Linked DNA regions of Mus musculus: all the other regions are linked to region 1. A link is a loop called in an ENCODE intact Hi-C map of the cell type or tissue named here. Cell type or tissue: left cerebral cortex. All regions are shown on one strand.

What was found. A loop is a pair of places that touch in the nucleus more often than their neighbours do. Peaks named below come from ENCODE experiments on the same cell type or tissue, not always from the same donor. Only the 100,000 strongest peaks of a DNase experiment are listed, where the experiment ranks them.
Region 2: a loop joins it to region 1, with 3.0 times the contacts of the local background. A loop is called at or near these places in 13 of 42 quality-filtered maps.
Region 3: it touches region 1 in a loop (8-fold over the local background); 16 of 42 quality-filtered maps call a loop at or near these places.

Annotation. Positions count from the first base shown.
Region 1 is chr2:144,447,837-144,455,836 of GRCm38, forward strand. No RefSeq gene overlaps it. Among named protein-coding and RNA genes, the nearest start is that of Gm46768, 32 kb to the left of the region's middle. In left cerebral cortex, a CTCF peak has its summit at 4,981 (motif pointing left); a DNase peak (open chromatin) is centred at 4,972.
Region 2 is chr2:144,295,134-144,303,133 of GRCm38, forward strand. No RefSeq gene overlaps it. Among named protein-coding and RNA genes, the nearest start is that of Mgme1, 28 kb to the left of the region's middle. In left cerebral cortex, CTCF peaks have their summits at 4,004 (motif pointing left) and 7,363 (motif pointing right); DNase peaks (open chromatin) are centred at 1,819, 4,810, 5,902 and 6,139; H3K27ac peaks cover 1,516 bases.
Region 3 is chr2:143,109,522-143,117,521 of GRCm38, forward strand. No RefSeq gene overlaps it. Among named protein-coding and RNA genes, the nearest start is that of Otor, 35 kb to the left of the region's middle. In left cerebral cortex, a CTCF peak has its summit at 4,414 (motif pointing right); DNase peaks (open chromatin) are centred at 1,501, 4,436 and 5,399; H3K27ac peaks cover 1,253 bases.

The DNA.
Region 1 (8,000 bases):
AAATTTCTTGCACTCAGGGACAATGGGAGAATCTGGTTCTAACATGACCTTTGCTCCTGGCTCCTGACAACTTTATGTTTCATGAGTGACAACATCTGAGTTGAGCTTCTAATCCCCCTGAGACTTCCTGGGAGCAGCCTCTGCTCTAGTGACATGGCTCTTGGTGGGTTCCTGCATAGCCCAAGGGTGGGGGCTGATCGCCAGGGAAATAAACTCTGTGATTAGAAAATTAGGACTTTCAACCAAATTCCATATACACACTACTGGATAGTGGAGGGAGATGAAGGATGAGTTGACCTCCCAGTGTCCACAGATTCGATTAGCTTTTGTAATGAAACTTCCATAGAAACTCAGAAGATCCAAGCTGGGGATGGGGCTCAACTGTGCTTGCCTGGGGTGCATGAATGCCCAAATTCAATCTCCAGGTCCCCAGAACTACACATGGCATGTGGTGGCCCACACCTGAGGTCCCAGCACCCAGAAGGTGGAGGCAGAAGCATCACCCTCTGCTACATACTGAGTTGGAGGCCCATCTGGCATACATGAAAGTCTGTCTCAAAAAACTGAACTAAACCAACCGGATGCAGTGGCAAAGGCCTTTAATCCCATCACTTGAAAAACAGAAGCAGGCAGGTCCTTGAGTTTGAGGCCAGCCTGGTCTATAGAGTACAGGGTTCTGAAAGACCAATGAGTAGGAGTATGTCTCCTAAGACAGCATAGATGCAGCACACCCCTTCCCACACGCCTCAGTTGGCATCTCTTCGCTTTCATCAGGCAGCCATTCTGTATCCTTTGTGATGTTCTTTATGAGTGGAATAAACACACAAACTTTGAGCTTTCCAAGCAAACCCAAGGAGGGGACAGTGGGAGCCACAATTCTGCATCTGAGCTGGTTAATCAGCAGCCTAAGTGACAGCCCAGCCCAATTGTATTGGCATCCGAAGTAGAGGCAGTCTGAGGGATGGAGTCCTTAGCCTGTGAAGTTGACACTGTCTGCTGGTAGACAGTGTCAGAGTTGGGGGAATGAATGACTAGCTAGAGGCTATAGGAGAACTGCTTGTGTAGGGGCCCACCCCCACCCCTCTGAAGTACTGGGTTGGATGATGTACAAACAAACACTGGGTTTCCCTGTATCCTTATAAGACATCTCTGTTTGTTCTTTTTACCTTTCTCTCCATTTCATCACCAGTAAAATGCAGACTACAAGCTTACCTGTCTGGGTCTTGAGATTTAAGAAGACAGTGCCTGGTACATGGGAGGTAATTAACTAGGGGTCTTTACTGAGGTGAGTTCGAGATTAATGTCTTGTAATTCTATTGCAGACATATCGTATGGTGCAACTGATTCACGATGCTTGCTGAAGCACATGTACCCATGACACAACTGGCCGAGGTTCAATATTCTCTTAGCAGCGCAGGGTTCCTGTAAAGCCAGGCCATGTATTAAGATGTGTGACTGCCATCTGGGGGTGGGGGTGGGGGATTCTTCACAGACTATTGATGAAGTTAAAGCCTCCTAGGGTGGAAATTGACAATAATGTGGTTTCCTTGGTTCGGATTCACTTTCTTTATGTTCTAATCTCAAGACACTGGAAATATGCATAACCTAGACTATAGAGTGCTCGATAGGATCATGAGGGAGCCTCTGCAGGTGGAGATATGATTGCATTCAGGACTGCTCTTAGTGAAGCGGAGGCTGAGCAGTTGATCACAGCCCTGGGTTCTATTTCTCTACCCCTCCAAAAAAAAAAGTTGCCCTCTTTGGGCCTTTCCGGACCTCTGGAAGAGCGTCAGGATGTTAGAGTAGATGTAAGGAGAAGGCATTGCACTGTTTTTACCCTGGAGTCACCACCAATGTACGTCTCTATAGAGATATACACTGCGATTTCCTTTAGGAAGCTCCCATTCTTACTTTATTCTTGTTTGTTTGTTTGTTTGTTTGTTTGTTGTTTCTCTGTGTAGCTCTGACTGTCCTAGAACTAGCTCTGTAGACCAGGCTGGCCTCGAACTCACAGCCACCCTTCTGCTTCTGCATCCCGAGTGCTGAGATTAAAGGCAGACACCACTACTGAACGTCCAAGCTCCCCATTCTCAAGGACTTGCGACATAAAGACAAAGCACCACAGCAGATCTTGTTAAACCCAGCGGGTCTTGGCTGCTGTCATCATTACAGCTCTCTAACATCTTCTTCCTGGGAACTGAGCCTATTGGCAGCTGTAGCTTTGAGGGATTAATCTGTGTGAGTACCTGAATAACTTACGAAGCACACAGTGTGGACCCGCTCTTTGAACCATCACTGTGAAAGAAGAGGCAAACCAGAAGAATCTGGTGTTTGTTTGTTTTGAATCTGTTAACCCTTGAAATTTTGTGATTAGGCTAGAGGAATTAACTGTATACACCTTGCTTTTGTTTGGCTACAGCCAGGCCCAGCTTGAGTCTCTTTTTGTGATGTTCATACTAGCATTACTAGAAATTGAACTCTGTACACCAACTTAATATTGAAGATATTTTAAAAAAAATTATTATCTTTATTTCATGTTTGTTTCATGATGTGCATTCAGGTGTTTTGCCTGAATTTATCTGTATGAAGGTGTAGGATCCCCTGGAACTAGAGTTACAGACAGTTGTAAACTGCCATGTGGTTGCTGGGAATTGAACACAGGACCTCTGGAAGAGCAGCCAGCACTCTTAAACGCTGAGCCATTTCTCCAGCCCAATATCAAAGATCTTTATGTACTTCCTCTATTGCCTTGTGGTTATGTCCTTTGCCAGACAGCACCCCCACCTCCACCAGCCATATGATTTTGGTATCTTGGGTACAAGGGCAAGGTCCAAGCTGGTCAGGATACAAAAAGCATCAACAGATGGCTGCTAGCTGTCAACATTGGAATATATTTTCAAATTAGTAAGCCCGTAATCCTTGCTGATGGAAGGTGTTGGCAGGAGGATTCAGTTCAAGCAAGATTCTACATAATAAGGTTGAGGCCAGACTAGGCTTCATCAGACCCTAATAATTAGGGCTGGAAAGATAGCTCAATTAGTAAAGGGTTTGATGTGCAAACCCAAGAACCAGAGTTCAGATCCTCAGAACCCAAGTAAAAAGGGGGCGTAGTGGCACACTCGTATAATTCCAGACTTGTTGAGCTCCATCTTCAAGGAGCGATCTGATCCCAGGATGCTCAGTGCTTAAAAGTACTTGTTGCTCTTGCAGAAGACCTGGGTCGGTTCCCAGTAACCACATAGTGGTTTATCACCATCGGTAAATCTTTTTAAAGTAGTGGTTGAGTTCAAAGCCAGCCAGAGCTATGTAGTGGACATTGTCTCAAAAATCAAAAGCAAAAATGGGAGGGGAATTGAGGAAGACATCTGACATTAACCTTCCTACCTCATATGTGTGAATACATACACATAAGTACACTATACACACATATATCATTTTTAACAACAACAACAACAACAACATATAAATTAGGTCATTTGTTCTAGGAAAGCCAAAGGAAGAGAGCCTGGTGGGAGGGCCTCAGAGCATTGGTCGTGGGCTGCAGAGATGATACAACAGTTAAGAGATTTTGAAGACCTGGGTTTGGAGAGGGAGGGAATCGGGTGAATCAGAGACATACTGAAGCATGGAGAGGATCGGGCCAGGAGATAGCTATGGCATTATCTTGTGCGGGTGAGGAGACCTTGTTTGATTCTGTGTCTTATTTACTGATGAATCTTTAGTGTCTAATATAGTGGGGGAGGGGGCATAGAGAAGGTGATCAGTAAATGTTTTGACTGGATAAGCAAAAAAGAGAAAAAAAAAAACCTTCAGTCGTTTTTTTTTTTTTTTTTTGTAAAAAAATACAATTGAGAAGAAATTTGAATAAAACCAGAAAGTGAGACAATTAAAGATTGTATCAATCCCTGACAAGCCGTGACTAATATTTATTGAGTAAATACCATGCTTTCAGATAGTTAAGACACACAGCCTCATAAAATCCTCACGTGACATATGGAACCTCACCTAAGTTAAGAATGCCTCTCAATATGCCAGCATTCACCCTGGGACAGCCCAGTATTACGACAAATACCTTAGCTACTGCTATTGGCATGATCACCCTATCACTTCAGTCCTGTGTCTGATAAATAGGGACAAACTTTCTGTCCCTTTCTCATCCTTCTTCTAACAGTGATGTGCATACACATGGAATTCAACCCATGGCCGTTTCGTCAATGACCTCTCTCTGCCAGTGGAATAATCCCTGCACAGATAAAGGCGAGGTCTGTATTCCAGCAGCTTGTCTGATACTATGAAGTGTCTGGACAGTCCATGTTCTGGGTCACTGCAATATGGTGACACGCATGTGTACCTAAGGCTATTTCACCGTAACAATGTTCATACGACCCCAGTTTTACAGCTTCATTTGTTAATACTATAAACAAATAGTAGTTGGCACAAAGTACCCACTCACAGGTGCTGAGTCACTGATTGAGTTTATTCTCTGAGAACCCCAGGACAGCATGCTCTTCCACTCCCCTAAATGAGTGGTTGTAGTAACCTACCTGTAGTTCACTTTAGTGTAGAAAATTACTGTGGGATTAAAGCTGTGGTTGCCCCATTGTTCTTCAGTAATATTTTTAATTATATAAATAATACAATTAAAAGTTTCCAGCAGGACATGGTGGCACACGCCTTTAATCCCAGCATTTGGGCAGAGGCAGGTGGATCTCTGAGTTTGAGGCCAGCCTGGTCCACAGAGTGAGTTTCAGAACATCCTGGGCTACATAGAGAAACCCTGTATCAAAAAAACAAAAACAAAACAAAAGTTTCTATTCACAGATATTTGAAAAATTGAAACGTCACCAGATTCCTCAGAGTCCTTGGCTACCCACAGCACCAGGGAAACGTTGGACAATTGAATCCTAATGGTTGAAGAATCAGCTTGCAGGAGAAAAAGCACTAAGCAAAGAAGTAATCACTGTGTGTAGGGCGACCCCTGCTGTTCAAAGTTCAGAAGCACGTAAGAGAACCACGTCAGGGACTATGTGGACTAGAGGTTCCCAACCTTCTTAATGCTGCGACCCTTTAATGCAGTTCCTTGTATTGTGGTGACCCCCAACCACGACTCTTTTCATTGCTGCTTCATAGTTGTAATTTTTCTATGGTTATGAATCATAATGTAAATATCTGTGTCTTCCAATGGTCTCAGGTGACCCCTGTGAAAGATCCTTTGACTCGATCAAAGGATCACCAAGGGAGAAACCTTGAATGGACGCTCTCAACTCAAAGCACAAAGAATCATGGTTCAGGGCCGAGAGATGGCTCAGTGGGTAAAGGCGCTTGCTGCCAAGTCTGATGACCTGATCTCAGTCCAAATGGTGGGAGGAGAGAACTTAACTCTTGCTAGTTGTCCTCCGACCCCCACACAACATAAACAAACAAATGTGTGAGTGTGAGGCAGGAGGGGAGAAAGAGAGGCTCTACTAGCTCAAAGTTACAGGTTATAGATGCAGAAACTGAGGCTCACAGGTGAACCCCAAGAGGTCAAATGCCCTGTCTGCGCTCACCCCGAAAGTTCAGCCTTGAAGAAGGAGGCGCTAGATTCTCTGATGTGGACTTTCCACTGAGGGAGATGGAACTCCTAATTCTAATCTCTTTTGCCTTTATAAAAATTAGCAAACATTTGTCATAACTTCACTATCTTTAAATCAGTGTCTTCAAAAAAATTTAAAGGTACATTTATTTATTTGTGTGTTTGGGAGTGGCTTACGAGGTTCAGAGGACAATTTTTGGGAGTCAGGTCTCTTTTACCATGCTGTCCAGTGAGTCAACTCAAGACATCAAGCTTGGCAGCAAGTGCCACTATGCAATGAGCCGTCCTGTCCCAATGTTCCTTTTTTGGCCCGAGTGCATGCGTGCGTGCGTGTGTGCGTGCGTGCGTGCGTGTGTGTGTGTGTGCCTGAGTGCATGTGAATGCTAAAGCTGGAGGTTGACACTGGGCATCTTCCTTCATCATTTCCACCCTGTGTACTGAGGCAAGGTCTCCCAGTCCTTGGGGCTGGCTGATCCAGCCAGTTCACTCTGCCAGTTCCATAGATCGCCTCTGTCTCTGTCTCCTGAGTGCTGGGATTACAGGTGGCCACCATGTCTTCGTGACTTTTATGTGGCTGCTCAGGATCTGAACTCAGATCTTTGTGTTTATGCAAGCACGTTTTCCAAGGAGCCATCTCCCTAGTCCTGAAAACACTTATTATTACAGAAAAATCATTATCAAAGATAACACCTCTCCTATTTAACTATATTCATCTCCTCTTGCCCCTGGCTATAATTTTGAAATGTGTGCTTAAGATAAAATGTGAGTTTAAATACGGGAAGAAAAATACTAAACTACCAAAAAGAATCCTGCTCTTTAAAATGCCATCAGAAAAGAAAAGAAAAAAAAAAAAACCAGAAATGTTTCATACAGGAGGCTAGGAGTGTGACAACTTCCCCCTAACTCCAGGCGGGAATGTACTAGAAAGTTGAAGATGTTGCAAAACACACCAGCAGGTCACTTGGGAAAGCAGAATTTGAGGTAGGCTGATAAAAAGCATCGTCAGCATTCTGGTTTCTGTTGTTGGTTGCTGTGCCCATGGAATAAGTTTTCATTTTTAGGAAGTCCTTGCTTGGTTCCTTTAGACACCTGTGGTACACACAACTTAGCCCTAAACACTTCAGAGAAAAGTATGGATGCATGTGTGCGGAGAGAAAGCAGGAGAAGCCTAGAAAGGGCTTGTCTACCCGTGTACATTGACAGGCTCCAGGGTAGACACTGGACAGTCCTTCGTCCCACTTTGCGGCTTACTTTGTTAAGCTTGAAATTACTTCCAAATAAATACTCTAAAGTAGATGGATGTAGCAGCCCTGAGTAGTCCCAGGTCTCAGAAAGCCGAGGCAAGAAGATCTCATATATAGTATGGGTCTGGGCTACATATTGACGTCCTATTTCAAAAGTGCAAATCCTATATTTTAAGGAATTGAAGGTTAAAAAAATTTTTTTAAAAAAAAATCACTCTCTCTTATTTTATGTGCATTGGTGTTCTACCTGCTTGTGTGTGTGAGGGTGTCAAATGCCCTGGAACTGGAGCTACAGACAGTTGTGAGCTCCCATGTGGGTACTGGGAATTGAATCTGGATCCTTTGGAAGAGCATCCAGTGCTCTTAACTACTAAGCCATCTCTCCAGCCCCCATTTTCTTCAAAGGGTTTCTCTATGTATCCCTGGCTGTCCTGGAACTTGCTCTGTAGACTAGGCTGGCCTTGAACTCAGAGAGATCTGTCTGCCTCTGTCTCCTGAATGCCAGGACTAAAGATGTATGCCACACTGCCTGGCTAAGGAACTAAAGTTTATTAAAAAATATTTTTCCAATTAAAAATAACCATTTTACAGTATAAAAATTGTCTCCGTGTTTGTGAATATGCATGTGTGTGCTGTGTGTGTGTGCCTGTGTGTGTACACGCATGTTTGTAGAGGCCAAAGGTATCTCACATTCCGGTGGAACTGCAAATGGTGGTGATCTGTCGGCTTTTGCTGCTGGTGATCAAATGTCAGTCCTCTGTAAGAACAGTGCTCACTTTTAACTGCTGAGGCATCTATCGAACCCTATATATTATTGTAAAAATTAACCAACCTCGTGACATACTTTTGAAGCAAACCATGCACTAGCAAAAAGAGCTCGTGAGACCACTTGGGAAAGGTGAGGCTGGAAGGTGAGCTCGGGGCTTAGGTAAAGTTTCTGTAAGTCCTACCTAACCTATTTATGCCTGTGTATTTATTTCTGTTATTTTCCCCCCAACTTGGGTTAAGGACTTTCATAAAAATTGTTTCCCATTAATAGAACCATTTAATGCAGTGAATTTGATATCAGAATTATGGCCTTTGTGAAAAGTATTCTTATGCTCTTATTATAAAGCAAAAGCTACTAGGACTTAAGAAAGGGTTGTGTTCACCTCACACAGAGCTGAAAAGGATTTCTGGAA
Region 2 (8,000 bases), 150 kb before region 1:
ATCCTAAGGATCTGTCTTATTGACTGTCTGCCTTTTCCCTACAGAATGTAAACTCCAAGTGGGCAAGGATCTTTGCTTCAGCTGTGACCCATAACAAATGAGGAATTGTTAAACCAATCAGGCAAACCTCTGTCAGCCTAGCTGACTCTGTCACAAGGTTTGCTGTGTGCAAAGGCCTCAGCGACTACTGAATCAGTCTGAACTAGCTCAGCAGCAACAGGGTGGTTTTTATAGTTCTGTTCAGCTTGTATAGAAGACACCGTCCAGTAAGCAATTATGCAGGGCAAAAGAAAAAGAAAGAAAAAGAAGGCCTTGGAAGCAATCCAAACAGTGTCTAAAGGCCACAGGACAAACCCTCATTCACCTGATTTGGGTACACTTGATAAGCTGGCAGGAAACAGTGAACGGCCAGCATAACCTGGAAAGCCCTCGTTGAAGGAGGAGGGGCCAGGACAAGATGGAGGACAGCGGCTGCCTGCAACGGAAAAGCAGAAAACAAACCTGGGGACAGGAGGCCCTGTTTCCAAGCTGCCTGATCTAGAGCCACACCGGGAGGCGAGCAGGCTGGGAACCTCAGGGGCACTCCCAAGGTCGTGCCTGCAAACTGACTATCAACAGCTAGCATCTGAAGCCAGGCAGTGGTGGCTCATGCCTTTAATTCCAGCACTTGGGAGGCAGAGGCAGGTGGATTTCTGAGTTCAAGGCCAGCCTGGTCTACAGAGTAAGATCCAGGACAGCCAGGGCTACACAGAGAAACCCTGTCTTGAAAAAACCAAACAACAAACAAACAAACAAAAAAACCAGTTAGCATCTGTATTGGTCACAACATGTTTGTTTGTCTGTTTTTTAGACCGGATCTCATCAGGTAACTCAGCCTGGCCTCAAACTCAACAGCCTTAATGCCTCAGCCTCTATCATGCTTGAGGTGTGTGCCACCATCTGGGTTCCTTACATTAATCACAATCACACATAAAATAATACATCTCAATTTTTTTTTTATGTGTGTGGAAGTGCCTGCACGCATGCAGATGTGCCATCTGTGTGCCTGATGCTACTGGAGGCCAGAAGAGGGTGTCAGATCCTGTGAAACTGGAGTTACAGGCATCCAGTGTGAATGCTGGGAACTGAACCCTGGTCTTCAAGAGCAGGGAGCGCTTTTAGCAGCTGAGCCATCTCTATAGCCCCCGTTACGCATTTAAAAGAGCAATTATGTTCAGGGTTCTCACACGTTTAAGAAAAAAATATTCAACACAAAGAGATAGTAGCTCTGTGAGCAGGTTCATACTCTGTTACAGAAGCCAGCTTTGGACATAGGATGTTCTTGTCCTGATTGGTTGTTGTTGTTGTTGTTATCAACTTGACACATACTAGAGTTACCTAGGAAGAGGAACATCTAAGAAAATGACTTTATATAAGTTTAGGGATTTTTCTTTCTTGTTTTCGTTTTTGTTTTGATAAGGTTTGTCTGTATAACCCTGTCTGTCCTGGAACTCATGCTATAGACCAGGCTGGCTTCAAACTCAGAAATCCCATCCCAACCTCAGCTAACCTGCTTCGTCTCAGGATCACTCCATCTCAATACATGTTGCCTTGGTTCCTAGGATAGCTTCCAGTGGAAGGCCAAAGTGTTGGAGTTCTTTTTCTCATAACCAGGGTAACTATACAATTACATAAACCAGAACTACTCCCAGACAGATGAGGATGTATGGTCTATCCATTAACCCATATTCAACCCATCAGCAAACCCAGTTAGTTCTATTTTTAAAACACAGCCAGCATCCGGCCATTTCTCACCACCCCCTCCACCATCCGTCCAGTCCAAGCACCCATTGTGTCCTGCTTTATTTTTGCAAAGGCTCTTTAATTGGACTCCCCACTTCCACCCTTGCCTCCCACCCCCAAATCTGTTCTCTCAGCATCCAGAGCAAGTCCCCTAAAACATAAACAAGAACATGTTAGCCCTCTGCTCAGAGCTCTCCAGGGTTTGGGCTCTGGTTTGCATCTGTGTTGCCTGAAGGCACATATAGGAAAAAGACTTGGTCCCCAACACTGTACTATGACCTCTATGAGGTGCAGCATTGCGGAAGGCCCTTAGATCCTTGAAGCTGTGCCCTGAGGGGGCTCGTAGGACCCTGCTGGTCTTCCTCTTTTAACTTCTGGCTATGAGGTGAACTATTTGCTCTGCCCTGTGCTGGTGACACTTGCCACCCAGCAATCCACCCAAGTCCCCACTAAATGGGTCCACCTGATCCTGGAGTACGACCTAAACCACCCTGTACCCTGCCTACCTCCACCCTCACCTGCTCCCAACCCTGGAATTGACTATATAGCCTAGGCAAGCCTTGACAGCCTCAGCCTCCCAAGTGCTAAGGCAGCAGGAATGAGCCACCGTGCCTGGCAAAGCCTGTCTACTTTGGAAATTAAGTATCTCTGGAACTTCCCTGTGGTAATGTGAAGTTTGTTAATAGTTTCCTGATTCATTCAGAAGGAAGACATTCTGAGGTCTGTCTATAGCAGTAATCTGCTTCCATCTGTCTACATGGCTCCCATGTCTTCTCACTCCACACTCAGTCTACACTCAGCCTTCCTGGCCTGTGTCTTTGATGTCTACTCTGACTGAAACAGCAGGTAGCCTCAGGGCTTCTTCATTTCTTTCAGGTCAAATGTCCCTGGTCCCCTATCACTACCTTCACTTCACGCCAGTCCCTCTTCTCTTTAAGGAGAACAAATTGCCGGGCGTGGTGGCGCACACCTTTAATTCCAGCACTCGGGAGGCAGAGGCAGGTGGATTTCTGAGTTTGAGGCCAGCCTGGTCTACAGAGTGAGTTCCAGGACAGCCAGGGCTACACAGAGAAACCCTGTCTCGAAAAACCAAAAAAAAAAAAAAAAAAAAGAACAAGTTATGTTGTTATGTTTTTATAAAATGTGGTCACTGTAGGGCTGGAGAGATGGCTGAGCAGTTAAGAGCACTGACCCCTCTTCCAGAGGTCCTGGGTTCAATTCCCAGCAACCACATGGTGGCTCACAACCATCTGTAATGGGATATGATGCCTTCTTCTGGTATGTCTGAAGACAGCTACAGTGTATTCAGATACATTTTTTAAAAAGGCCACAGCCGGGCGTGGTGACGCACACCTTTAATTCCAGAACTTGGGAGGCAGAGGCAGGCAGATTTCTAAATTCAAGGTCAGCCTGGTCTACAAAGTGAGTTCCAGGACAGCCAGGGCTATACAAAGAAACTCTGTCTCAACCCCCCCACCACCACCAAAAAAAAGAGCCGTTCCCCAACTCAGAAGGGGTGAGTTTCCTTCCCTAGAGTATGGGCTGGACATGGATCATATCTCTTACAGAAAACAGCAGGATTGCCAGGCTTGGTAGCATATACCTTTACTCCCAGGGCTTAGTACTCAAAGTCAGAGGCAGGAGATCTCTGTGAGTTCCAGGCCAGCCAGAGCTACAGAGCAAGACCCTGTCTCAAATGAATAAATGAATAAATAAATAAATAAATAAAGTACCTGGACTAGCAAACTACAGTAATCTATAATTCAGCACCTGCATTAAAACTCACCCTAGCAAGCAGGGCGGGGTGGCTCACATTTGTAATCCCAGCCCTAGGCTAAGGCAGGAATATCACTCAAGGCCAACCTGGGCTGCCTAGTAAGAGCCTGTCAAGAGACAGAAAGGGCTAGGCAGTGGTGGCACACGCCTTTAATCCCAGTACTTGGGAGGCAGAGGCAGAGGCAGGTGGATTTCTGAGTTCAAGGCCACTACAGAGTGAGTTCCAGGACAGCCAGGGCAATGCATAGAAACCCTGTCTCAAAAAACAAACAAACAAACAAAAACAAAAAACAAAACAAAAAAACAACAACAGAGACAGAAAGCTTGGGAGAGATGACTCAGAGAGGTTAGGAGCACTGCACTGCTATTCGGAAGGTCTTGAGTTCAAATCCCACAACCACATGGTGGCTTCCAACTATCTATAATGAGATCTGGCGCCACCTTCTGGTGTGCAGGCATATATGCAGACAGAACACTGCATACATAATACATTAATTTTTAAAAGAGAAAAAGAATGGGAGACGCCATCCTCATCCCCATTCGGCAGCCAGCACTGACCACCAGATGGGCGACTGGTAGTCTTCAGACCGCTCCAGGGTCCAGCCTTAGAATCTCCCATCTGAAGGACAGAGAAAGCCCCCCCCCCCCCCCCCCCCCCCCCGCACATGCACTAGACCTTGTCGAAACCCTGACCCACAGAATCTCCAAGTTAGGCTCAGCTAGTTACCCAGTCGTAGGAACTGACCACTTCATTCAGTTCCTCTATCCAGCTTGAGATAAATTGTTTTTTTACTTATTTATCTGTTATCTGTCTCCACCTTACAGAAGCAGGGATTAGCCCGGCATGGTGGCCCGTGTCTACAATTCCAGTGCCTGGGAGGCTGAGACAGCAAGACTGGCACAAGTTCAAGGTTACCTCAGCTAGGTAGAGACTTCCAGACTAGCATGGGGGTGGGTGGGGAGAGTGGGGGGTGGGGGTGGGGGACTTATACCTCCAACCAAGCAAACTAAACAAAATAAAACAAAACAAAGGACACTGGTCTATTTTTTTCTAGCCTTAGTATCTAGAAAAGTCCCTAGCATAGCATGGGCACTTGGAAAATATTTGTTGAACAAATGAATCCTTGCTAATTAAAGAAAACTGCTCCGTACTATAATCCGCACACCTTCTGCTAAGGCATGTGACCTTTTCCTGAAGAAAGTGTTCTCTGCTGTGTTTTGGACTAGCTCCCTGCTAAAAAATATCTCTTGTCAGCCATCTGGAAAATGATAAAGTTGGATGCATACCTCCCACTATACCCCAGGAAATAGTCCAAACAGATCAAAGATTTAGATGCGATAAGACGAAGCTGTTACAGTCCTAGAAAAAATGCATGGCAGAATCCCGATGTAATTTTGGAGCCACAAGGCCTTTCTACCAGGGACTTGACCTTCTGCAGAAGGCAGAGAAGAAAAAGATGGGGTCATCTCACACTACATAAAACTTCTCCGCGGGGGAAACACATTCAGCATGAATGAAAGTCAAAGCTAAATGACAACCCAGGAAGAAAAACAGCAATTGAAACCACAAAAGGGTTGAACTTCCTGGTACACCAAGCATGCAAGTAAAGAAACAGACAGAAAAATGACCAAGAAATTGGGCAGTACCCGAATGTCAGACTGCTCCCTGAAGCAGTCACATACAAATGGCTCTTGATAAGACTAGACATCCAGCCTTCCTCTCACACACAGTGAGACAAATGTCAAATCTAATGACACTGAAAAACTATTTATTTCTCTCCTATCAGATGGGCAGAGAGCCAAAACCACAGCAATACAATGTTGGCTCAGTGGCAAGGACATGTACACTCGAAGTACAAATTGGCACCATTGAGCCTTATCCACCAACTTTACAACACCCAACAACTTACAAGACCAGGGGCCAGCCTTCATGGTGTGTGTGTGTGTGTGTGTTTACAAGATCTGTACAATTCTTAGGTCAGCAGAGAGGCTAAGGGTGTAGCATAATGATAGTTTTTGCCTATCTTATGAAAGGGCCTGGGTTCTATTCCCAGAACAGGAAATAATGGAGGAAGAGGAGGAGGAGGAGGAGGAGGAGGAGGAGGAAGAGGAGGAAGTAGTTATGCAGAAAAACAGACCAATAACCAGTGGGAAGAGGGGCATTTAGGTATTACACAGAAAAGGGAACTACAAATTGCCCTTAACAAGTGAAACTGTTAGCACTGACAATTGCATTTCTGGGAATTTATCCCGAAGACAGGATTGCATTTATGTGAAATGACACATACATAAAGTTACTCACTGTAGCACTCTCTATAGGAGCAAAACATTGGAAGCTACATAAGTGTCTATTACCGGAAGACTGATAACCCGAAATACAATGCATCCACGCAACACAACACTAGACAGGGTTTTTAAATTTTATTATAGCCATTGACTCATTCATGTGTGTGTGTGTGTGTGTGTGTGTGTGTGTGTGTGCGCGCGCGCGCGCGCGCGCGAGCATGAGCCACACCATGCCTGTGGAGGGGTCAGAGAACAACTTGTGGGAGCCAGTTCTCTTTTACCACATGGCTTCCAGGAACTGAGTTCAGCTAGTCAGATTTGGTAAAAAGTGATTCATGGCTTAGACCATCTTGTTGGCTCAGCTCTGTAATGTTAGAAAATAAATTCAGGTGGTTCGGCAGCTAAGAATGTGTACTGCTCTTGCACAGGACCCAAGGCTGATCTCAGCACACATGTAAAATGGCTCACCCCTATTACTCCACTCCAGGGGATCCAAGGCTCTCTTCTGGCCTCTTCAGGCACCTGCACACACACACACACATGTGACTCTCACACACACACAAAGTATTTTAAAAGAATACATAAGTATTTACCAAAAAAACCATAAAAGTTACACACACACACACAAAAAAAAAACCAATAATACTTGCATCCTACTGGCGTTCCCTCTGTCATGTGAAATAAAATCCTCTAATCTTGTGAGGAAGAAACTAACAGCATTGGCTAACTATGGAGGAGAGCCTGGGCAGATGAGACACCAATTTTGAGGCACCACATTTCTCTACATATATTATTATAATATTTGTAAAACTTTTTGGAATGCCACAGAACTTGCAATAACTGGCATACTCCTTTAGTTCTAAAAGTAGGTTCTTTCTCAAAATGCATGCATTCTGAGGAGGGTCAAAGCCTGTGAACTTTAGCCTTTTTTTTTTAAAATAACCTCTGAGATCCATCAGTCTGATCCTGTTGCCCCACCCTGGAGACCTAAGTGAACCAGCCCCTATGTGCTCTGTGCATTGGTTACAAGAGCTCACAGCTGCTGTTACTGAAAATGCCTAGAAGTCATGCCTTGCGTGTCAGTCACATGTGTTAAGTGGCCCCTGGCTTCAGGAAGCACTTCTAAGTGCTACTCACACCACAGACTAATAAGTAAGTCAGGGAGCTGAGAAGATAGTCCAGTGAGTTAAATATCAATGTTGAACAATCCTGAGGACCTGAGTTCAAATCCAGCTTCTATGTAACATGCTAGGTATGGTGATATGAAGTGAAAATCTGATCACTGGGGACACAAATCCAGGTGGATCACCAGAGTTTACTGGCTAGCCACAAGTCCCAATGAAAGAATTTATCTTCAAAAATAAGACACTTGAAGAACAATGCCTGAGGTTTACCCCAGGCCTAGACATACATACCTCCAAAATACTCAACTGATTTCTAAAAACATTTTTTGAAATAATTTATTTATTTCTTTAAGATGTATTTATTTAATGTATGTGAGTACACTGTCACTCTCTTCAGATACACCAGAAGAGGGCATCAGATCCCATTACAGATGGTTGTGAGCCAACACGTGGTTGCTGGGAGTTGAACTCAGGACCTTGGAAGGTCAGTGTTCTTAGACACTGAGCCATCTCTCCAGTCCTAACTTATTTATCTTTATTTTGTGTGCATTGTATTTTGCCTGCATATGTCTGTGTGAGGGTGTTGGATCCCCTGGAGCATCCTTGTTAGAGTTGCCTGAATTTTTTTTTTTTTTTTTTTAATTTGAGCCGGGTGGTAGTGATGGCACTGGCCTTTATTCCTAATGCTAGGGAGGCAGAGACAGAAGGATCTTCATGAGTTCAAGGCCAGCCTAGTCTGCTCAGATGCTCAAAGATAGAGGACAGTGACTGGTGGTTCATGGCTGTAAACCTAGCTGCTTGGGAGACTCGGGCAGAAGGATTACAAATTCATGAGCACATAGCAAGATCCCATCTCAATGTCTAAGAATCCAGAAAAGATGGAGAGAAAGATAAGACAATGCCATTTCTTGAGCACTGTATCTGCCCATCTTGAAACTGGAACTTTTTAAACATGTTGTGTGTATGGGGGAGGGTGTGTAGGTGCCACAGCATACAGTACTTATGGATGTTCAAGGACAGCTTGGCGGAGTC
Region 3 (8,000 bases), 1.3 Mb before region 1:
CAAACTGACAATGAAGGTAGGTAACACCTTGCTCTGACACCTTTAGTCATATTTATTTTCCTAGACAGAGCAATGACAAATTATCTGATGATTGGTGGCAGCAGCATGCAAAGGTATACTTGAATATTTAAGTAGTGTCAGCATGGGCTCAGAAAGGCCCGGTCTAGATGGCATGATCAATACTATATTATCTTATAGGATTGTACTGAAAAGATTTAGATACCTTGTTTTATAGGATAAAGAAGACATAATAGAGTTCTCAAAAATTGATTAAAAACTGTAAATATTAAAGTCTATTTTCAATGCCCTTATTTAGAGGCTAAAGAGAGAATTAGGGTTGACTAGAATACCAGGAAGTCTGATAAGGTAGAGAAGGCTGAGACCTGGAGACTTGGGTGGGCACACAACCTGAGACTTAGGCAACTCCCTGCTCCCTGCCAGATTCCTGACCTGAAACACCTGCCATGCTCCTCACATAAAAGACTCGTGTCCTTTGGTCACATAGGCCCAAACCAGAGTTCTCCATGCTAATAAGATACCTTGAGGCCCGGAGGGCTTAGCCAATGAGCTTTTCTTCCTTCCCACACGTTCCTCCCTGCAAAGGGTATTTAACCTCAGGTCTACCCTGAGAAGTAGGTATGGTACTTTATGTATCCACTTTTCACCATGAACAACCAAAAACTGTTTAGAATCATGGATTGTCTCTTTCATCAAGATCTGCCATGGGGAGCCATGGAAAAGGCATTTGACTACAGGGCCCCAGCTTAATTCTCCAGTGGAAGGCCTCTCTGCACTCCCAGCCACAGCTCAAGCCTGCCTCTGCCAAGCTAAAACAATCACCTCTAGGACAAGAGGGAGCTCCCATTCCCCGCCGCTCCCTACCCTGGCCCAGGCTGGATGCTGTCCTCAGTCCACGACCTGACTCTGCTCTCTGCTCTTCTGCAACTCGCAGAAGCACCTGGATATCCCAAGGGTCTGGAACCCCATAGCCCTGGCCTTGTCACAGGCCCGGGCACCCCCAAACGAGCTCCAGCTCTCCCACATCTCAGACTGTGTTTTCCCACCCCGAGGGGTTGGCAGCATGAGATAAGCACAGTCAAACTTCCCGAGTTCCACCTCTCCAAGATGCCGCTTGGACTCAACTTGTACCGACACAGGACTAACAATCCTAGCTTATAGGATCAGAGTCTAGATAGTCCCACAATAGTCTCTGAAGGCTGGAGAGCTGAGAAAAATGAAATTTCAAGAAGCAGGAAGCTTCTCATGGAGGATCAATCATGCAGTCCTTGTGGGATGCTGAAGACCCTCGTCACTGGGGCAAAGCCACAATCATGTCTGAAGAATCTTGGATTGGAGACAACCTGTAGACAACCTGTAGACAACCTGTAGTCTGTAGACAACCGCAAAAGCAAAAAGCTCCTGGCCAGAAAGCTTTCACTCAAGAAGTGAAGCGTGCCTGCACACCCACAAGCTTTGCACATAGTCCATGTTTCTGCTCCAGCTGGGCTCCCAGCCTATTGCCTGGTGCAGCCTACACCCAGGGTGGGTTTTTCCCACTCAGTGATTGTCCCTCCCCCACCACTAATACTCTCTGGAAACTTCCTCATGAGCATGCTCCAATTGTAACTCACTCTTTTTGTAGGCACTTCTCAAGCTGGTCATGTTGACAACCAAGATTAAATGACAGAGAAAACAGAGGACTGAGAACCAAGCAAGAAAGTTTGTCCCTTTTGGAGGAAAAAGAACTGACAGACAGTCTTGATGACAAACGAGGTCAGACTTACTAGTATGTCATGAATAGTTCCTGCAAGATTAGGGTACAGGAGGGAAGGGTGCTGAATGGCAAGAAGCAATTGGCAGACTGAGAAGTCTAGCAGGGCTGGAGAGACAGCTCAGCAGTTAAGAGCACTGCTGCTCTTCCAGAGGACTTGGGTTCAGAGTCCAGAACCCTCTCAGAACTAGGGAACTCCAGTTCCAGGGAATTCTGGCTTCTGAGGGCACAGCATGCACATGGTGCATAGAAATACTTTGAGACAAAAACCCAGGCCCATAAAGTAAAAATGAATAAATCTTAAAAAAAAAAAACAACCAAAACCCTGCATAGCCCAGTCTAAAGCAAAAAGAAAGCAAAGTCAATATTGATTTAATCTTCAAGTTCATCTAGAAGACACAGAATCAATAGAAATACCCAGAAAGTATCTGAAGAGAAACAGCAGTAAAAAGAATATGTTTTTACTAACATAAAAAATAAAGAATGATAAACATTAAAATCAAGTTGCTCGGGCTGAAAATGTAACAAGCGGATCAATAACGTGAGTGGGTTCTATATAACAGCAGCGACCCATATATAACACCAGATCGATAACACCAGGGACCTTCAAAACCTCAGATGCTCAAAATGTAACAAGGGAACAGCCTAAAAGATCCATACAGCAGCACAGAGAAAAGATGGGATTCTTGCTCGCTTTATGCATGCAAATTGCATCCAGCCAACAGGAAGGAGCGGGGTACAACAACGTGGTGATAATCTAACCACTAACTAGAGAAGCAGGAATGAATTTTTCTATCACTGGGAGGACAACATTTCCTTTTGCTTCAAAGTCTTGGAAGACATTACAATCCCTCTGCTTGTGCCAGTGGACAGCTACAAATTAGGCACAGAGAGCAGATGTACACCTTAAAATTGCATTCTAGGCATGTCTGAACTGTGGGGTTGAAACCTGAAGGCTTAAAATAGTATTTGTCAAACTGGAATTAGTAGATTGACCAATTGCTTTAGAATCTCTCTGGGTACGGGAAATGGGATAAATTTCCCCACAAGATACAATCTGAAACCACCACAGAGCTTACCCTAAACATACTGAACGAAGATCTCTGTCTTAGATGTGCAAAATCAAATACATCTCAGACTTAAAAATAAGTAGCAAATGTCTGCCTGAGCGGTCAGTGAGCTAATCTCAGCCTTTTCAGCTTCTGCGAGTGACACTTGGATTCTGTCAGTCAAGGTGCTGCTTGTGTGAATGGATCATCAGAGAGATGCCAAGGCCCTCTTCCTGCATACACTGTGCTATTTCTGTTTGTAAACAAGGGACTGGAGATGGAACTGTATTTAGTGAGATTTTTTTTCCCTAGTGTGTGATGTAAGCTGATATGCTAAAATGTGAGTGATCTACATAATTCAGGACAGGGAGAGAGTTCTATTCTCCCCCTATCCACACCTTAAAATTATCCTTAAAGAGAAAATGCCACAAAATCACACACTGATGAAAATCTATTCTAAACCTATACACCAATGCACTTTAGCCTTACAGAGAAGTGAAAGTTTAATGGTATGTTTGCAGATTCACAGTGCACCTAAACTCCTGGAATTCACCCTGTCAAATTTTCAGATACAATAAAAATACCTTCAGTTACCTGAAAAGCTTGGATTTTCTTCATATATATTGGTGAAGGCAACTGAATGGTTGAAGTGATGGCTCAGGAGTCAAGAGCCCTCATTGCTCTTGCAGAGATTCAGGGTTTGGTCCTCAGCACCTACAGGGCAGTTTACCGTCATCCAGAACTTCAGCTCCAGAGGCTCAGATGTGCATTTTTGATCTCCACAGCTACCAGGAATGTATGTAATGCAAGCAAAACACCCCCACAAATAAAAACAAAGCAAGCAAACAGAAATGCTCCCAAACACAATAATGAGACAGATTGAATTGTGGAATCAGATATGAAATCTCTCTCTCTCCTCTCTCTCCATATATATGCATATCCATTCTTTCAATATGTTAGGTAATATATAGTTATATATAATGATATATATGTATATATGTACATATATGTGTATATATGTACACATATGTGTATATATGTACATATATGTGTATATATGTACATATATGTGTATATATGTATATATGCATATATATGCACATAAAACCTCAAGGCATATATTACACTTTTTTTAATAATTTTACAATTTGGAGAACAATATTCTTATTTAAATTATTTACATTTATATGGGATTAATTGTTGTTACTCTCCTACATAAACAAATAAGAACTTTTTCCAAGTTCCTAATTACAGTATCACTGATAATGTTATATATATGCTCCATGCAAAGGTACTTGGAGGGCTGGTGAGATGGCTCAGTGGGTTAGAGCACCCGACTGCTCTTCCAAAGGTCCGGAGTTCAAATCCCAGCAACCACATGGTGGCTCACAACCATCCATTAAGGAGATCTGACTCCCTCTTCTGGAGTGTCTGAAGACAGCTACAGTGTACTTACACATAATAAATAAATGAATCTAAAAAAAAAAAAAAAAAAAAAAGGTACTTGGAGTCCTCAATTTTTCAGTGTAAAAGAACAAAGTTTGGAGAATTGAATTGAGAGCTCATAATATGAAATCTACATCTTACCAGCAGATGGCACCACAAACACATAAAACCTAAACTTGAGGCTTTGGTTAAGGTGGAAATGTAAGAGATTTACATACATCAGTTGCAAATGAGATCTAGCTTTCCCCAAAGGAGATTCTTCTCTGCCTTTGGTTGCTCTTTATGTGAAAAGGAAACTGCCTTAAGTGGCCTGCAGATTACTCTGAGAGTGGGCAGAGATGCCTCACTAATCATACTCACCCCAGTGCCCATAAACTAATTATCTCCTTGGCCAAATCCATAGACTGACTGTATCTCAGAGCGATGTCTCTCTGCATGGTAGCCATGCAGTATGGTCAGACATGTCAGTTCCCTAGCATCACAGAGAGCTGTACAATAGAACCCAGAATTTACTCCTTGGGGAATGTGTTCTAAGAAACCACATTATTCCAACGATATATGCACGTGCCTCTCCTGCTGTGACATCACAGATTGCTGTAAGTTGAGTTTAGAGGATTCTCTTTCCTAACCAGCCTTGCAATCTCTAAAATGTGTCTTTCTCTTCTGTGTATCAATGACAGCATACTCCAACATAACTTGTCCATCTTGACTCTCTGTATCTGTGCACTGTGGAAGTTAATGTCATTTCTACAGGGAGACCTAACTCTGGAGCAGACCTGCTTCCATTAACCTTTCTAAGTTCCTGTTTTGCACACAAATCCCCTTTGCTGTATTGACTCAAGCTTGCTATTTTTCCCTCCAGATTTTAATGTCTCTGCTTTTCTGGAGGGAATCCCCATGTCTCGTGCTGACTTAGTGTCTCAGCCTTGCTCCAAATGATTCACACTCCTTTTCTATCCACCAGTAGATGAGAAAATGCAGTACGGTTCCTATGGAATGTTGGAGGGACATGCAATGGCCTAGCATGGCTACTACATTGCAGTCTCTCCCATCCCACCCCACTTTCCAGGCATTCAAGTAAACCAGCTTGATCAGGGAGCTTTAGGTGGCCGAGTTCCAAAATCTGCTCCGACAGATTGTTTCTGGGTTTCTGCAGTGACAGCCTCCTACTCTCAACTCTGCCCAAGAATGCCTGAGACCCAACCATTTTTTTTTTTTTAACTTTCACTAGAAGCTGACTGGCAGGTGCATTGGTGAGCAATGTGCTGCATTTGTGGGAGGTTTCAGAGATATGCAGAGGTCCACAGACGTGGAGTGGTACTGCAGTAGAGTCATAGCAGTGCCACTTCTCTTTGATCCTGGCCACCTTCCATGACACTTGCTCTAGCCTGCACCATCCCTTTATTCTTGTCGCCTCTTCCTCCAACCCCTCATCCCTCCCTTTTGAGAAGAAACACCATTTCTCCCATCCCTTCTGCAGTACAGAGGCCCCCAAACCATCTCTCATGGTGCACACCAAGTTTTTTCTTTAAGTTAAAATGCCGTGATCTCTCTGTGTGTTCATTAATCTTCACTGTGATTAAGGGTGTGGAAGCAGCCAGCACCTGACTGTGGTGTGTATAGGAGGGGTCTCTGGCAGGAGATTATGATCAGCTACAGTGACCCCGATAGCATTTCCGTGACTGAATGCAGGCAGCTTCAAAAGCACACACACACACACACACACACACACACACACACAGAGAGAGAGAGAGAGAGAGAGAGACCAGGAGAGACATATGCACACACTCTCTTTCTCTGGCCCCTACACCAACCACCGTGAGACTCTGCTAACAGGAAGACCACCACTGATAGCCCTAGGACTGAGAGCTAAAATCAATGTATGAGTCAGTGGTATTGTGCTAGTATGCAAAAAGGAAAAGAAAAAGAAATGTGTACAAAGAGCTTTTAGCCCAACAAATAATGACTAGCTTTCCCCCATCTCCTCCTCCATAGGTTATATGTGGTGCAGTACAGGATAGTCTCAAACTCACTACGTAGGCCAGAGTGGCATTGAACTAACATTCATCCAGTCTTAGCCTCCTGATGCTGCTATCACCACTAAACTCAGGAAAAAACAGATTTTCCTTTATATATTTGGAATTGCAGTTTCTCTTAAATTTGGCTTCCTGACTATCAAAGTCAAGAATTTTTACAGGACTGATGTGTTCAGGGGGTGATGACAGAGGGCACAGAGACAACCAAAAGCTCTAGAGATCGCCCGAATGCTTCTCAGCTCTGATGGCCAACAGGCTTTTATTTCTCTAGGTGCTGGCAGGATTTATGTCAACTTGCCACAAGCTGAGAGGAGTGACCCTCAACTGAGAAAGTGCTTTTATAAGGCTGGGCTGTAGGCAAGCCATTAGGGCGTTTACTTAATTCATGACTGATGTGGGAGGGTCAGGTCCATTATGGGTGGGGCTACCCCTGAGCTAGTGGTCCTGGGTTCTATAAGATGGCAGACTGAGCAAACCTCAGGGAGAGAACAAGAGCCCCTAAAAAGCACTCTTCCATGGCCTCTGAATTAACTCCTGCCTCTAAGATTCTTCCCTGTTTGGGCTCCTGCCCTGACTTCTATCAGTGATGGACTATGATGTGTGTGAGCCAAAGAACACTTTCCTTTCACAACTTGCTTTTGGTTATGGTGTTTCATCACCACAATGGGAACACCAACTAAGACACTCAAGGACATTCTAGGACAGTGGGTCTCAACCTTCCTAACATTATGACTCTTTAATACAGTTCCTCATGTTGTAGTGACCCCTAATCATAAAGTTTTTTTTTGTTGCTACTTCATAACTGTAATTTTGCTATGAATCATGATCTAAATACTTTTTGGAGATAGAAGTTTGCCAAAGGGGTCTTGGCCCACAGGCTGAGAACCACTGCTCTAGGAGACTGTGGCTAGATCATGTTTAGATACATATCTGATTGTTTAAGAAGCTGCTCTATTTTTTCCGAAGCTATGCTTTTAAAAAACATATTTATCAGTATGTGTGTGAGGGTGTGGGGTCTAGTTTTTCCAAGGTCTAGACATTGAGTAATGCAAAGTGTTACTGCGAGAAACTGAAGAGCTAAAGCAGAGGAGACAGGCACTGTTTTATGGATCAGAGAATCAATAATGTTAACTTGATAATTCTCCCCCAAACTGGTTTACAGTCAAAAGCCCAGAATTTTTTTTTATTATAAAATAAGTTACTAAACTGCTTCTAGAATCATATGTGGGAGGCTAGCATGGATAAATGGATAAATGGATAAATGCTGTTTCTGCCTAGCCAATTGATCTTAGACTCCTGCAGGTTTTCTTCTGAACTCCACATACACAATACACACACATACACACACACACACACACACACACACACACACACACACATACACACACACACACCACTACACACACCATATCACACACAGACCACACCACATACACATCACACCACACCACACTACACATACATCACACTACACATGCATACGCAAGCGCGCACACACACACACACACACACACACACACAAATTAAATGTAATTTTTAAAGTATGTAAAATTATATGGGAAGACAAAAGCCTTCGTATAGTAAAAGCATTTGGGGAAGAACGAAGAGAGGGATAACACCATTTAACTACCAATGACCGCTCCTCCTGCACACGTGTGGTCTGAGTGCAGTAGGCCTTGACTCTCCAGGTGATTCTCC